4 separate regions of the Mus musculus genome follow, and regions 2, 3 and 4 are each linked to region 1. A link is a loop called in an ENCODE intact Hi-C map of the cell type or tissue named here. Cell type or tissue: gastrocnemius. All regions are shown on one strand. Each heading gives the region's core, and the rest is flanking DNA. Links, peaks and the distances in the headings are about the cores only. Region 1 overlaps Cpne9 (copine family member IX). Region 2 holds the start of Gt(ROSA)26Sor (gene trap ROSA 26, Philippe Soriano). Region 3 overlaps Lhfpl4 (lipoma HMGIC fusion partner-like protein 4). Region 4 overlaps Mtmr14 (myotubularin related protein 14).

The links. Hi-C counts contacts between places; a loop is a spot of excess contacts. Peaks named below come from ENCODE experiments on the same cell type or tissue, not always from the same donor. Only the 100,000 strongest peaks of a DNase experiment are listed, where the experiment ranks them.
Region 2: it touches region 1 in a loop (2.4-fold over the local background); 8 of 42 quality-filtered maps call a loop at or near these places.
Region 3: a loop joins it to region 1, with 3 times the contacts of the local background. A loop is called at or near these places in 16 of 42 quality-filtered maps.
Region 4: a loop joins it to region 1, with 2.6 times the contacts of the local background. A loop is called at or near these places in 6 of 42 quality-filtered maps.

Annotation. Positions count from the first base shown.
Region 1 is chr6:113,300,417-113,304,286 of GRCm38, reverse strand. It overlaps Cpne9 (copine family member IX), which reads right to left. Exons shown (of 21, transcript NM_170673.3): 18 at 3,622-3,724; 19 at 2,590-2,647; 20 at 2,165-2,238. Among named protein-coding and RNA genes, the nearest start is that of Brpf1, 4.8 kb to the left of the region's middle. In gastrocnemius, for the core only: a CTCF peak has its summit at 1,842 (motif pointing right); no DNase peak of the experiment used is centred there; H3K4me3 peaks cover 433 bases; H3K27ac peaks cover 2,052 bases.
Region 2 is chr6:113,073,893-113,077,762 of GRCm38, reverse strand. Gt(ROSA)26Sor (gene trap ROSA 26, Philippe Soriano) reads left to right here and starts at 519. Exons shown (of 3, transcript NR_027010.1): 1 at 519-589. It overlaps Setd5 (SET domain containing 5), which reads right to left and starts at 124. Exons shown (of 22, transcript NM_028385.1): 1 at 51-124. In gastrocnemius, for the core only: a CTCF peak has its summit at 1,656; DNase peaks (open chromatin) are centred at 461, 1,002 and 1,219; H3K4me3 peaks cover 2,500 bases; H3K27ac peaks cover 2,500 bases.
Region 3 is chr6:113,170,262-113,174,131 of GRCm38, reverse strand. It overlaps Lhfpl4 (lipoma HMGIC fusion partner-like protein 4), which reads left to right. Exons shown (of 4, transcript NM_177763.3): 4 at 2,174-3,870. The coding sequence ends at 2,274. Among named protein-coding and RNA genes, the nearest start is that of Lhfpl4, 23 kb to the left of the region's middle. In gastrocnemius, for the core only: a CTCF peak has its summit at 1,365 (motif pointing left); a DNase peak (open chromatin) is centred at 1,361.
Region 4 is chr6:113,250,225-113,254,094 of GRCm38, reverse strand. Mtmr14 (myotubularin related protein 14) reads right to left here. Exons shown (of 19, transcript NM_026849.2): 4 at 289-364; 5 at 1-5. Among named protein-coding and RNA genes, the nearest start is that of Mtmr14, 14 kb to the right of the region's middle. In gastrocnemius, for the core only: a CTCF peak has its summit at 1,982 (motif pointing left); no DNase peak of the experiment used is centred there.

The DNA of each region.
Region 1 (3,870 bases), core at 413-2,912:
ATGCATCCAATTCTTTGTGTCGGGTGTTGGACATTGAACGCAGGATCTTGTATATGCAAGACAAGCTGCCTACCACTGAACCACATCACTACTCCTGACACCACACTCTTCCCCCCTCCTTTTCTAGAAGCTTCCCTTCGTGTCAACTCCACTCCTCTGGGTTTTCCTGAACTGCCCCCCTTTCACCCTGTCTCTCTATGAAACCCTGGCTATCATGGAACTCATCATGTAGACCAAGCTGGCCTTCAGGGAGATCCATCTGCCTTCTACTCGAGTGCTGGGAAGGAGAGCGTTGAACTTGGGAGCAAGAGAGGGAGGCGTTGGGATTGAGAGGGAAGAGCAGTTTGCCAGAGAAAGGAGGTTAATAAAGGGAGGGCAGGGAAAAGCACCCTCCAGAGCCCCGTGTTTGCCTCTGTCCTTGGGTCTCATTCTGTTGGGATCCCCCTGTTTCAGCCTCCTAACAGCTTGAGCTGTAGCCACTGTACCTAACCCTGGCCCAGAACTGCCCATTTAGTTGCTAAAACTACGTTTTCCTTCAGTTATCACAGATCCCCCAAACCCAGCTTTACCTATTGAATACCAAGTCTTCCGGACCTATCTCTGCCTCTAGCTTCGCCTTACCCAGTCAGTGGGACCTTTCACACTAGAAAATTGAGAGTAGTCCTTATCAGTGTATTAACAAGTCATCAAATCCTGCAAAGGGATCTAAAGTATCTTCTTTTGTGTTCCTCTTTTGAGATAATCTTATTACATAGCCTAGGCTGGCCTGGGACTCTCAGTCCTCCTGCCTTAGCCTCCAAGTGCAAGAATTACAGGCACACACACACATACATATATACACATACACACATATATACACATATACATGCACACTTGCACACACTTCTGTGCACAGCTCTTAAACAATTTTTCCTTTGTTTAGACAGGGTTTCATAAAGGCCTCACACTGGCCATGAATTCAAAGGTATTTCTTGTTGTTATTCTATGTTGTTTAGAGTGCATGTGTGAATGCAGGCATAAGTGTTCCCTGGTGCACATAAGGAGGGCAGAGTGGGCTCTCACCTACCATGGGACCCCAGGAATCTAACTCACATCATCAGGTTTGTTCAGCAAAGTACATTTCACACACACACACACACACACACACACACACACACCCATCTCACTGGCCTGACCTGGAACTTATTATCATTTTGCCTCCACCTCCTGAGTGCTGGGATTTCAGGCACATTGTTTTACGCAATGGTGAAGATCAAACCCAGGACCTCATGCATACTAGACAAGCACTCTATCAACTGAACTGCCTCCCTGCCTTTAAACAGCTTTTGAGTTGGCTGCTTCTGAACATGACCACTGCTTTGTGTTCACATACCCCAGTCACTTTTGCTGCTGGCTAAATGGATTTCTGGGCATTTCCCTGGCCCTGCCACCGCACCTACAGTGCAGCACCCAGAGAAGTCTATTTATAGTGTAGTTTGATCTGGGCATTTTGGCACTCAGGAGGCTGAAGCAGTAGAATTACCATGAATTCTAGACTAGCCAGGGCTACTAGTTCCCTAAATAGTGGGGTTCTGTCTGAAACAAAACAATAAATACATGGAGGGATACATAAGTAAGAACGCATTCTGATTGTCAAACCTAAGATATTTATGGCAGACAATCCTGCCAGCCTGGTCTGAGCCTCTGGCAGGTCTTACACGACATGCTCCTTCTCTGCTTGTGAAGTTGATACCTTCTTCAGGTTTCAACTCAGTGTTAAAAGCACAACCTCATAGAAGCCTCCCCTCACTACGATTGGCTGTTGACAGCTGCATTTGCTAGTTTTGTAATATTGGTCATCTCCAGTAGAGGGCAGAGACCTGCTCCTCCTACATCATACAACCTTGCAGGACAGCTGCACCCCACTTGACCCCTCAAAAGAACTGTTCAAAGCCAGTGTAGTGATGCAGTATTGTAACTCCAGCACCCCGGAGGCTGAGGAAGTCCCAGGCCATTCTGTGCTACCTACCACTATTTTATCTAACAAGGTTTTTGGTTTTGTTTTTTTAAAAGGGAACTTGTTCTATGAATGTTTGAGGGGAGAAAGGTAGTGACTAGGAAGGAGCAAGGAGAATGGCTCCTAGGAAGCCCTGTTTCTTTCTGCTTTCACCACTCCCAGGGCTACCTGAACGATGTCCCGCTCTGCATAGCGTCCCCTGGAGGATACACGTACATCATCACCATCCAGCTCTTCCATTGCTGCAGAGAAGACAGGCAGGCATCATTGGCTGTCTCTCCAACTCCAGCTCGTCCTGCCCCTTCCTCATTAGATCCCATCAGGGTCCTCACAAGGAGACCTGACACTCGCATTCCACAGTGGTGTGTAACTGCTCTCATTATCCTTACTAGCTTTCCTTCCTGCAAGTTCCATTCTCCTAAGAAAGCAGGGGAAAGTTGACTCCAGCAGCCAGGGTTATGGAGACGAAACATCTGTGACTTCACTAAGGTGCCAGTCTGTTTTATCTGTGAGGAGGGTCCATGGGACTGCTGGATCCTTCCTGTTCGCTCCAGTTCCCAGTCCCAGTCATGGACACACCCTACCCTACTCACCCTCAAACATGGCAGGTCCGACCCCGACAATAATGATAGACATGGGCAGTGAGGAGGCCTGTGGGAGAGGAATGGCTGGAGTAAGCGGCTGTGACAGGACAGTGCCTGTGGTGTCTGTGGGGATCACATGCTTGAGTGAGCCCAGATACACTGCCAGGATCAGTTGCAGACTATCTCTATGCACAGCAGGTGCCTTCTGGTGAAACATAAAGCCATTATCTTGTTTGTTTGAAACAAAAGTCTCCCTCTGTAACCCAAGCTGACCTTAAATATTTCTAGTATCATTTTAAAAAGGTTTTCCTGCCAGACGTGGCAACATACATCTGTAGTCCTAGCACTCATGAGGCTGAGGCAGGGGGATCACCACAAATCCCAGACCAACACTGGTTAAAGAATGAGTTCTAGGCCAGTCTGAGCTCCAGTGTAAGTCCATCTGGAAAAACAACAGAACCATGGAAACCTTAATGACAGCAAAATACCCATCCTAGGCATGGCATATCCTTCCCATACGTCCAGGACTCAGGAGGCAGAGGCAGGAGGATCAAAGTGAGCTCAAGGGCAGCCTGATCTATATAGCTAGTCTCAGGCCAACAAACTAACAAACAGAAATAGCCAGTCCTGGTGGCTTACATCCATAGATCCAGCACTTGGGAAGCTGAGGCAGAAAGATTGCCTCTATTCAGGCCAGTCTGGGCCATATAGGCATCCAGTACACAGTAAGGCCCTGTTACAAAACACAACAAAAATAAAATTAAAAGCAAATAAAAAAATAACTCCTCCCTCCCCTGATAAAGGACAGACATGTGTCCTGCTGAATATAAAAGACCAGTGTTTCCTAAGCTCAGGTTTCCATAGTGAGTTCATCATGCTGGAACCTAGAGAATCAAAAGCCAGTGTTGTTGGTGCCCCAGCCAATAGGCGTCTCTGAAACTGGCAGATGAAAATGTTAGGATACACATGGAATAACCATCAGAGCCCCTTCACTGCAAGGACAATGACCCCTCCCTGACAAGCCTTCCTCCTCAAACTCACACTGACGATGGCCTCTTTGGTCTGTGTCATGTCGGAGATGACGCCGTCAGTGATAATGAGCAGAACGTAGTACTGGGAACCATCCGAGATTTTGGCTGCAGCCCTACATGAAAGACCAAGGTCTGTATGTAGTGGCCAGCCAGAGAATACACAGTTTCAGCCCCTGCTCTACAGCCACCATATAAACGGGGGGCAAAACCTGGGGCTTCTGGACCCCACACTCCTTAGCGGACCTGACTGCTGCCCTTA
Region 2 (3,870 bases), core at 390-2,889, 230 kb after region 1:
CCCGGGGCCCGGTCGTGTGGTTCGGTGTCTCTTTTCTGTTGGACCCTTACCTTGACCCAGGCGCTGCCGGGGCCTGGGCCCGGGCTGCGGCGCACGGCACTCCCGGGAGGCAGCGAGACTCGAGTTAGGCCCAACGCGGCGCCACGGCGTTTCCTGGCCGGGAATGGCCCGTACCCGTGAGGTGGGGGTGGGGGGCAGAAAAGGCGGAGCGAGCCCGAGGCGGGGAGGGGGAGGGCCAGGGGCGGAGGGGGCCGGCACTACTGTGTTGGCGGACTGGCGGGACTAGGGCTGCGTGAGTCTCTGAGCGCAGGCGGGCGGCGGCCGCCCCTCCCCCGGCGGCGGCAGCGGCGGCAGCGGCGGCAGCTCACTCAGCCCGCTGCCCGAGCGGAAACGCCACTGACCGCACGGGGATTCCCAGTGCCGGCGCCAGGGGCACGCGGGACACGCCCCCTCCCGCCGCGCCATTGGCCTCTCCGCCCACCGCCCCACACTTATTGGCCGGTGCGCCGCCAATCAGCGGAGGCTGCCGGGGCCGCCTAAAGAAGAGGCTGTGCTTTGGGGCTCCGGCTCCTCAGAGAGCCTCGGCTAGGTAGGGGATCGGGACTCTGGCGGGAGGGCGGCTTGGTGCGTTTGCGGGGATGGGCGGCCGCGGCAGGCCCTCCGAGCGTGGTGGAGCCGTTCTGTGAGACAGCCGGGTACGAGTCGTGACGCTGGAAGGGGCAAGCGGGTGGTGGGCAGGAATGCGGTCCGCCCTGCAGCAACCGGAGGGGGAGGGAGAAGGGAGCGGAAAAGTCTCCACCGGACGCGGCCATGGCTCGGGGGGGGGGGGGCAGCGGAGGAGCGCTTCCGGCCGACGTCTCGTCGCTGATTGGCTTCTTTTCCTCCCGCCGTGTGTGAAAACACAAATGGCGTGTTTTGGTTGGCGTAAGGCGCCTGTCAGTTAACGGCAGCCGGAGTGCGCAGCCGCCGGCAGCCTCGCTCTGCCCACTGGGTGGGGCGGGAGGTAGGTGGGGTGAGGCGAGCTGGACGTGCGGGCGCGGTCGGCCTCTGGCGGGGCGGGGGAGGGGAGGGAGGGTCAGCGAAAGTAGCTCGCGCGCGAGCGGCCGCCCACCCTCCCCTTCCTCTGGGGGAGTCGTTTTACCCGCCGCCGGCCGGGCCTCGTCGTCTGATTGGCTCTCGGGGCCCAGAAAACTGGCCCTTGCCATTGGCTCGTGTTCGTGCAAGTTGAGTCCATCCGCCGGCCAGCGGGGGCGGCGAGGAGGCGCTCCCAGGTTCCGGCCCTCCCCTCGGCCCCGCGCCGCAGAGTCTGGCCGCGCGCCCCTGCGCAACGTGGCAGGAAGCGCGCGCTGGGGGCGGGGACGGGCAGTAGGGCTGAGCGGCTGCGGGGCGGGTGCAAGCACGTTTCCGACTTGAGTTGCCTCAAGAGGGGCGTGCTGAGCCAGACCTCCATCGCGCACTCCGGGGAGTGGAGGGAAGGAGCGAGGGCTCAGTTGGGCTGTTTTGGAGGCAGGAAGCACTTGCTCTCCCAAAGTCGCTCTGAGTTGTTATCAGTAAGGGAGCTGCAGTGGAGTAGGCGGGGAGAAGGCCGCACCCTTCTCCGGAGGGGGGAGGGGAGTGTTGCAATACCTTTCTGGGAGTTCTCTGCTGCCTCCTGGCTTCTGAGGACCGCCCTGGGCCTGGGAGAATCCCTTCCCCCTCTTCCCTCGTGATCTGCAACTCCAGTCTTTCTAGAAGATGGGCGGGAGTCTTCTGGGCAGGCTTAAAGGCTAACCTGGTGTGTGGGCGTTGTCCTGCAGGGGAATTGAACAGGTGTAAAATTGGAGGGACAAGACTTCCCACAGATTTTCGGTTTTGTCGGGAAGTTTTTTAATAGGGGCAAATAAGGAAAATGGGAGGATAGGTAGTCATCTGGGGTTTTATGCAGCAAAACTACAGGTTATTATTGCTTGTGATCCGCCTCGGAGTATTTTCCATCGAGGTAGATTAAAGACATGCTCACCCGAGTTTTATACTCTCCTGCTTGAGATCCTTACTACAGTATGAAATTACAGTGTCGCGAGTTAGACTATGTAAGCAGAATTTTAATCATTTTTAAAGAGCCCAGTACTTCATATCCATTTCTCCCGCTCCTTCTGCAGCCTTATCAAAAGGTATTTTAGAACACTCATTTTAGCCCCATTTTCATTTATTATACTGGCTTATCCAACCCCTAGACAGAGCATTGGCATTTTCCCTTTCCTGATCTTAGAAGTCTGATGACTCATGAAACCAGACAGATTAGTTACATACACCACAAATCGAGGCTGTAGCTGGGGCCTCAACACTGCAGTTCTTTTATAACTCCTTAGTACACTTTTTGTTGATCCTTTGCCTTGATCCTTAATTTTCAGTGTCTATCACCTCTCCCGTCAGGTGGTGTTCCACATTTGGGCCTATTCTCAGTCCAGGGAGTTTTACAACAATAGATGTATTGAGAATCCAACCTAAAGCTTAACTTTCCACTCCCATGAATGCCTCTCTCCTTTTTCTCCATTTATAAACTGAGCTATTAACCATTAATGGTTTCCAGGTGGATGTCTCCTCCCCCAATATTACCTGATGTATCTTACATATTGCCAGGCTGATATTTTAAGACATTAAAAGGTATATTTCATTATTGAGCCACATGGTATTGATTACTGCTTACTAAAATTTTGTCATTGTACACATCTGTAAAAGGTGGTTCCTTTTGGAATGCAAAGTTCAGGTGTTTGTTGTCTTTCCTGACCTAAGGTCTTGTGAGCTTGTATTTTTTCTATTTAAGCAGTGCTTTCTCTTGGACTGGCTTGACTCATGGCATTCTACACGTTATTGCTGGTCTAAATGTGATTTTGCCAAGCTTCTTCAGGACCTATAATTTTGCTTGACTTGTAGCCAAACACAAGTAAAATGATTAAGCAACAAATGTATTTGTGAAGCTTGGTTTTTAGGTTGTTGTGTTGTGTGTGCTTGTGCTCTATAATAATACTATCCAGGGGCTGGAGAGGTGGCTCGGAGTTCAAGAGCACAGACTGCTCTTCCAGAAGTCCTGAGTTCAATTCCCAGCAACCACATGGTGGCTCACAACCATCTGTAATGGGATCTGATGCCCTCTTCTGGTGTGTCTGAAGACCACAAGTGTATTCACATTAAATAAATAAATCCTCCTTCTTCTTCTTTTTTTTTTTTTTAAAGAGAATACTGTCTCCAGTAGAATTTACTGAAGTAATGAAATACTTTGTGTTTGTTCCAATATGGTAGCCAATAATCAAATTACTCTTTAAGCACTGGAAATGTTACCAAGGAACTAATTTTTATTTGAAGTGTAACTGTGGACAGAGGAGCCATAACTGCAGACTTGTGGGATACAGAAGACCAATGCAGACTTTAATGTCTTTTCTCTTACACTAAGCAATAAAGAAATAAAAATTGAACTTCTAGTATCCTATTTGTTTAAACTGCTAGCTTTACTTAACTTTTGTGCTTCATCTATACAAAGCTGAAAGCTAAGTCTGCAGCCATTACTAAACATGAAAGCAAGTAATGATAATTTTGGATTTCAAAAATGTAGGGCCAGAGTTTAGCCAGCCAGTGGTGGTGCTTGCCTTTATGCCTTTAATCCCAGCACTCTGGAGGCAGAGACAGGCAGATCTCTGAGTTTGAGCCCAGCCTGGTCTACACATCAAGTTCTATCTAGGATAGCCAGGAATACACACAGAAACCCTGTTGGGGAGGGGGGCTCTGAGATTTCATAAAATTATAATTGAAGCATTCCCTAATGAGCCACTATGGATGTGGCTAAATCCGTCTACCTTTCTGATGAGATTTGGGTATTATTTTTTCTGTCTCTGC
Region 3 (3,870 bases), core at 1-2,500, 130 kb after region 1:
CTTGTTATGAAACCCTGATAATTGAGTTTGAAGCCTAGACCCCGTTGTGGAAGGAGAGAACCGACCCCCAGGCTGTACTCTGATCTCACACAACCTCACATGTCTTCCACAGACATGAATAATAAATTTCATTTAATTAAAAAGAAAAACAAACAATTTCAGTCATGCATACCTGCATAACCCCTGTTCTCTTGTGGCTGGCATTGGAGAATTATGATCTCAAGGTCAGCCTGAGCCACATATCAAGATCCTGTCTCAAAACAACAGGAAACAATTTACACAGAAAGCCAGACTCTCAGAGGTAACTGCTTTTAAGCGGATTGGTACCCACACACGTCATCGCACGGGTTGAATGGTGGTTTATTTTATTCTTCTTCTATTAGGGAAGGTCTGAGGTTTCCTGATGACACTACAGTGAATATCTTTCTTCTACCTCCACACACACATTCACAAGTTTTTTCCCTTGGGGTCTTCAGAAATAAAATATAATAACAGTGCCAGATAGCCTCCAAAGGGCTGAGGTCAAGCAGAGTCTTCTGACCCTAATGTCAGCCTACCCCCAGTTCTGAGAGAGGCATTGTGGTGGATGCTTGTGTGTATGGGCACACGGTCCTTAGACTGAGTCTCAGAGCAGTGGTTCCCGCGGTTCAACCTATGCTTAGCTTGTCCACTCCTTACAGTCATTTCTTACGGTCTCTGCTCACCATACAATGAGCTTAAATGATAACATACACAGCTGCGTGTCTACTCATCTAGCAGGAGACCTCAGTGTTGTGCTTAAAGTCTTCTTGAATGGTGAGCACAGACTAGAGTAGAAGCGGGTTAAGCCTAGGAATTACTTGCCCTCGAGTTTCAGTTTCCCATACTTCATAAAACCAGGGTGATGAGAACAGATCCGTCTCCCAGGACTGTCAGGTTGAGGGGAAAGTTTCTGTATGCAAAGCGGCTAGCAGGGTCTAGTACTTGGGGGATGCTCAAAGCGGTCAGCTCTAACAGGCCTCTGCAGGCAGGCATTATGAACACCGGGTTACAGGTGAGAACAAGGGTGGGGCAGGGGATGGTGTGCACACAGAGGGAGAGCTTGCTCCAAGTCATCTAAGTAGTGAAGTCAGGGCTTGAACGCAGGTTCGAGTCCAGAACCAAGGTCCGACAACACACTACCTATCTTAGAGCTCAGTGAGGCCAAGGTTCTACAACACGCTACTTATCTTACAGCTCAGCCAGGCTAGAGGTTTTCTGTCCCCTTTTATTAGCTTCCTGGGACATTTCTCTGCTAATCTGACCTTAAAAGCTCTGACAGATCCCTCCCATCATGTAGGTTCTTTGGTCTTGGTTTGAGGTCAGGACCTACCCCCTGGTGGCAACTTCCAGAAGTGCAAGGCTAAGCCTATGTGGATTCTCTGATGCTACCCTGGCAATGGATGGATGAACCTCTCAGTGGATGGGTCCATTCAGTGTCTCTCTCCTGTTCCCACATGGCTCCCTCACAAGTTCATTTACTTGAAAGACATGGCTCTGCTTTGTAGACTAGGATACACTGGAACTTACTGTGTAGCCCAGGTTGCCCCCATACCTGTGGCAAGCCTTATGCTTCACTCAGCCTCCTGTTAAGAGTTAAGATTAAGATGGGAGCCAACTTTCCCAGCTACAGCTCATTGTTAAAATGATATGGGAGGCCAGTCATGGTAGTGTATACCTGTAAGCTTCGTACTCTGAAGGCATAGGCAGGAGAATCAGATCAAGGCTAGCCTCTGCTACCTTGTAAATTCAAAGCCAGCCTAGGATACAAGAGAGTTAAAAACAACCCCTTCCTGCCCAATAAAACTCCCCACACCAGTGATGTGGGGAGCTCCACCCATCTGCATCCTTAACTGCTTCATGGAGGTGGACACTGTAGGCCAGTTCCAAGTCAAAGGCATTTGCTATGACCTTTCAGAATGGCCCTGTGGAGTGGGAGAGGGTCTTTATTTCACACATGACAGCTAATGGGTTACATGGTGTGCTTAAGGCTGACCTGTCATTCAAGGACTTGGTTCTAGTCACTTCTGGCCATTTGTGTCTTGGGGAGTGGCTGAGGGGGCAGCTGGGACCTCACAGGCTCTAACATTCTCCCTCTTCCTCTCCCTCCCCTTCCCCCTCTCTCTTTCTCCCCTCCCCTCCCTTCCTCCCACAGATTTCGTGGGCACTACAGTAAGTTCCGTGCTGCGGCCAGGAGGTGATGTGTCTGGCTGGGGAGTCCTACCATGCCCTGTTGCTCACACACAGGGACCCTGAAAGCCGGGATTTTATAGCCCAGGAGTTGGCCTGACCTCAGCATATCCCGTCTGCTGCCCTCTCATTCCTGCGTTCAAGCTCCAGACCCAAATCTTGAACTGGCTGCACACGGACCTCCTCCGGGCTCTGAAGAGAGGCAGGGGCTAGGTGGCAGCCTGGCAAGAAGGCAGAGCCCTTGAGATCCTGAGTCTGGCCCCGCCTCCATTGGACCTAGTGGAGCCTGGGCCTCCCTCTTTGGTCCCTCGGTTTCCTTCTCTCCTGTGTAGACTAGCTGGAGGTCCCTGGGGATCCCCAGGGAAAGGACGCTCTGCCGCGCAATCTCCTTGGACCCCTTCAGTGTGCAGGGCTGCCTGCTGCGTCCTTGCCTGCCGGTCCTGATCGCCTAAAGAGACTTACTCAACACACTGCCCCAGGAGGGCCAGACTCTTTCCTACTTTATTTTTATTCGCTGATGATGGTCCCACCACATCTGCCACAAAGCTCCAGGTGCCACCAGCCCCCCAACGGGGCCTCCTCTGCCTCCCTCATTCAAGCCTGCACCCAGCTCTCAAAAGAATCTGAGCCGTGCTGAGGGGGAAAGGATAGGGTCTTCCTTCCTGCTGCTGGTAGTCCTTCATCACCTCAGAGTCTGAGGGGGAGACACGGGCTCTGGAGGCTGTGGGAGGAGGAAGCTAGTTCCAGCCTGAGGCTGGCCTGGCCTCTTCCCTACTGGGATATCTCACTGGTGACTGGCCCCTCGAGCCTGGCCTGTTTTGTACAGCATAGACTTCTCAGGCCCATTGTCAGGGTTGGTGGCTGTGGAGAGGGGGCACAGAGGTGGGGACTTAGGGGTTACCCCTCTCCTTCTCATGCTTCCTACACCCTGGACATCTGCCAAGGGCAGAGACTGTCTTGCGTCTTTGATACTTTTCTGCCTAACTTGAACTTGCAGGTCACCTCTGAACAGGGTACCCTTGTCCCCACCCCAGGCCCTGTTACCCTGTCCCTGCCTCTTTCTCCTCTTTGCCCACTTCTCGCCTTGCGATAAGCCCAGGGTCTGCAACCTCATGGGCAGTGCTTGGAGCTGAGGTAGGTGTGTGTGCATGAGTGTGTGCGTGTATGTGTGTGTATGTGTGTGTATGCGTGTGTATGCGTGAGTATGTGTGTGCGTGTATGTGTGTATGTGTGTGTTTGTGTGTGTGTGCGTGTGTGTATGTGTGTATGTGTGTGTGTGTGTGTGTGTGCGTGTGTATGTGTGTGCATGTATGTATGTATGTGTGTGTTTGTGTGTGCGTGTGTGTGTGTGTGTGTGTGTGTGTGTGTGTGCGTGTGTTAGGAAAGGGCAGATGAGAAGATCTCTCTTCTCCTGCAGTGGGGGGCCCCTCCCTCCCCCTTAGCAGAGAGAAAAACGAGGGAGATTCCAGGTGGTTTTTTGTTGTTGTTGTTGTTGTTGTTTTGTTTTTTATTTTGTTGTAGTTTTTGACCATCTTTGGCTACCTTATGGATCTGGTGGCAGAGCCATCTAATCATAGAAAAGCCTCCAGTTTCCAGTGGAGGGGTGGCAGACGAACGTCATCAAACATAATGTCTCCGAGGACACGGCCTGCTGCCTGGTCC
Region 4 (3,870 bases), core at 932-3,431, 51 kb after region 1:
TCCCCCTGTCAGAGAAACCAGTGTCAGCACTGCAGCTGGGGGCATCGTTGCTAGGCCAACCTGTACTTCCCCAGGTTCAGCCCTCAAGTCTCCATTAGGGCCACACGCCCACCTGTGTGTGGCAGTCCGCTTTGTCTCGGAAGCGAATCCCTAGTTCCTGCTCTGGGGTGTGCTGGCCTCTACCCTGCTTCATTACACCTTCCCTCACACCACTGTGGCTGAGGCAGGACTAATCCCTCTGACCAGGTTTTCCATTCTTAGACCCATAAAAGGCTGTTCAATATTCACCTGAGAATAAATAGTTGTATCCCGAGCGTCCATATAGCTCTCCCCATCCAGCCAGTGTGGCCGACCTGCAAATATGCTGGGAGACAAACAGCAACGTCAGGATCAGGTGACTTCTCAAGCATGCAGAGCTTAAGGAATGCCTGGTGCTTCTTACCAGCATAGAGACCACCCCAGTCAGTCTCAAGTCTGCTTAGAACTTATCTGTCTACAGACTCTACCAAAGGGGTCACCCTAAATTCAAGGCAGCAGTGTTACATCAGTGACGAGATAAGGTTTGGAGGATGCCCATGTATGCAGGTACCAGGCTCAGCACTGTCAGGTGACTCCTCCTTCAACTCACATGGCCGTGAGGCAAGCACGGCAGGCAGTAGAGAAGACAGCTACTTCACAAATGAAGAAACGAAAAACTGGCTCAGGGAGGTTAAGGGATGTAAAGAGTCACAGAATGTGGGGCTGGTTGGGAATTGGCCCAAGCTCACATACCTCCAAGGCCTTGTTACCTATTATTTGAAACTTTTTAGCATAGAGGGCAACTTTTATACTGAAAGAAACAAGAGAGAAATACTTGGGATTTTGTTTTTGGGTTTTTGTTTTGGTTTGTTTTTTTTCGAGACAGGGTTTCTCTGTATATCCCTGGCTGTCCTGGAGCTCACAAATCTGCCTGCCTTTGCTCTCAAGTGCTGAGATTAAAGGCAAGCACCACCACTGCTCAGTTGGGATCTTAATATTTAAAAAGAAATTATTGAAGCAGTCATGATATGTGGCTGTAATTTCAACAGGGGCATCGGAAGTTCAAGACCAGCCACAGCTACATAGTGGGTCTGTATGAGGCCAGCTGTGGCTCCATGAGACTCTCTCTCACACTCACACACACACACTTCTCTACGAGGTCAAAGTTTATGGACTACATAACAAGTTCTAAGACAAAAAACAAACAAACAAAAAAACACAAACCCAAAAACCAAAAGATAAATAAAACCCATAATTTTCAAGGAAAAATAGTAGCTATTACTTGGCTGCCTTTTTTCTTTCTTTAAACAGGGTCTGTAGGAGACGGAAGCCTGCCAGGACAGTGCTCTACAACTAAACTAAACCCCCACCTTCCTTATTATTTTCATTTTTCCTCATGGCAGGAATCACTTTGAGAGCTGGAATTCTTCAAGCTAGGCAACAGTATGTTTAAGAAGACTGCCTGTGTATGCCTGCATGATATGTATGTTTGTGGGTCAGTGTGTAGCAAGACAAGTTTGCTTCATTCCCTCCGCCCACCTTTATGTGAATTCTGAGTTCAAACTCAGGTAGCCAGTCTTGTACAGTGGACACCTTCCTGTACCCAGTGAGCCATTTGCTGGCCTATAAACTTTCATAACTCAATTTAAATAGTTTGTTGAAATCCAGTAGTCTGTCAGGGGAATGGGAAAGGAAACAAGTCAATCTAGTTTGACCACAGGCTGGGAGATCTATACCACTGCACTAAGACAAACGGAAGATGTAAGGTGACAGACCAGTTGAAGTTCATTTCTGAGTTGGTCCTGCAATCTGCAGTGTTAAGTGGGTTTCTGGGCTGGAGAGATGGCTCAGCAGTTAAGAGCACTGTCTGCTCTTCTAGAGGTCCTGAGTTCAATCCCCAGCAACCACACAGTGACTCACAACCACCTTTAATGGGATCTGGTGCCCTCTTCTGGCACAAAAGTATACATGCAAACAGAGCACTCAATACATTAAATAAACCTTTAAAAAATAAATAGGTTTCTGAAAAACAAAAGACCATCTACTGTAGGGTCCTCATCATCCCACAAGGTAACAGAGGTAAAGATGGCTCTAAATGAAATGGGTGGAGGGAACCACTAGGCCAACTGTCTAGCTCCTGTTGGATGTTAGAGCAGGCAAAATATAAGCAGCTGGGTATCACCTGGAACTGGCTAGGGGTTCTTGGAAATGTGGCCTGTTTGCACATCTGTTCTCCTGAGTTTGAGCTCCAGACAGCACCTTAGTCCCCAGGACCCTGTCAGGGACCACTACTGCTCCAGGGTGGCTGCTTCCCAAAGAGCATACTCACAATCTGTCCAGAAGCCCATGGAGAAGGGCTAGCTGAACTTCCTGTGGTCTAAGCACAACGCACTATGGTGGGGGCTATCTAACCTTTTCTGGGTCTAAAAGCATCCATAAATCAGCAGAAACTGTCAACTGTTGGTGTGGCAGCACAGGCTTTAAATCTTTGGGAATCTCCACATTTGGAACTGGACACTGGACGATGGTATTAAGATCAATCAGAGCTACAAAGTAAGATTCTGTCTCAAAGCTGGGCGTGGTGATGCACGCCTTTAATCCCAGCACTTGGGAGGCAGAGGCAGGCGGATTTCTGAGGTCTACAAAGTGAGTTCCAGGACAGCCAGGGTTACACAGACAAACCCTGTCTCCAAAAACCAAAAAAAAAGGATCCTGTCTCAAAGTAAAATAAAATTAGTTGGTAAAGTATGTGTTGTGCAAGTATGAGAACTTTTTGGGTCCCCAGCACCCTCAGAAGAAGCCAGGTGTGGCTGTGCAGGTCTACATACACTCCTAGCGCTACGAGGCAGAAACTGCACATGTCTAGAGCTGACAGGCCAAGAGCAGCACAGAATGTTCTAATCTACAAACTGTCTCAGAAAAGAAGGGAAAGGGGACTGAGAAATGCCACCCAACACATGCACACACATTAAATAAATGCCAAGCTTGGGGCTCAGGCCTGCAGTCCTCCCAGCACTTAGGCTGAGGTAAGAGGGCTGCTTTTACTTTCCTTCCTCCTTGCTCCAGAGACCTGGTGAGCAGAGGAAATCTGCTAGGATTTCACAATCCATTGCTAGAGTCGGTCTGGAAAGTCTTATCTGTTAAGGAGTTCCAACCTGCCACACTCCTAAGGCACGAGGCTTAAAACGACCCTGAAGTGGGAGTGAACTCTGATGGAAGCTTTAGGAATATCCCAGACTTGGAGGTCGGGTAGGCAGAGAAGGCGGCTATGAGTTTAAGGACAGCCTGGGCTACTGAGCAAAACCCTGTTTTTCAAAAATAAATAATCAGGAGTCACTTTGTATTCCCAAATGACAAAGCTCCACTCAGGTCTTTGCTTCAGCTCAGAGCTGAAATTATGTCAGTGACCCCCACACGGACGCATTTACAAGTCTCTATCAGAGGTCAGGACAAAAGTATTTCTCATTTCTCCGTATAAGACACAAGGGTGACTCTGAACTCCTTGATCCTTCTGCCTCTACTCGTGCACTGCCGTGCCGGACTCAAATCAGAATCTTCTTGCTGTGTAAACCTGGTCAGGTTATTTAACCACTCTGAATCAAAATATTTTAAGACACGTAAAGCGAGATCACATTATAGAGCTACCCTAACAGACCTACTCAACATAGAACTGCAAGGGTTGGGACTTATGTCCGCTTTACAGGAATGACATACTCAAAGTCCTGAGACAAAGTACACATTCAATAAGTACATGGCTAATCACATGACAGAGAAGGGACAAACAGCAGAATATTACCTGATTTAATATACTCTGCAAAATAAGCTGAGGCCATGTACAGGCAGTAAGAGCCA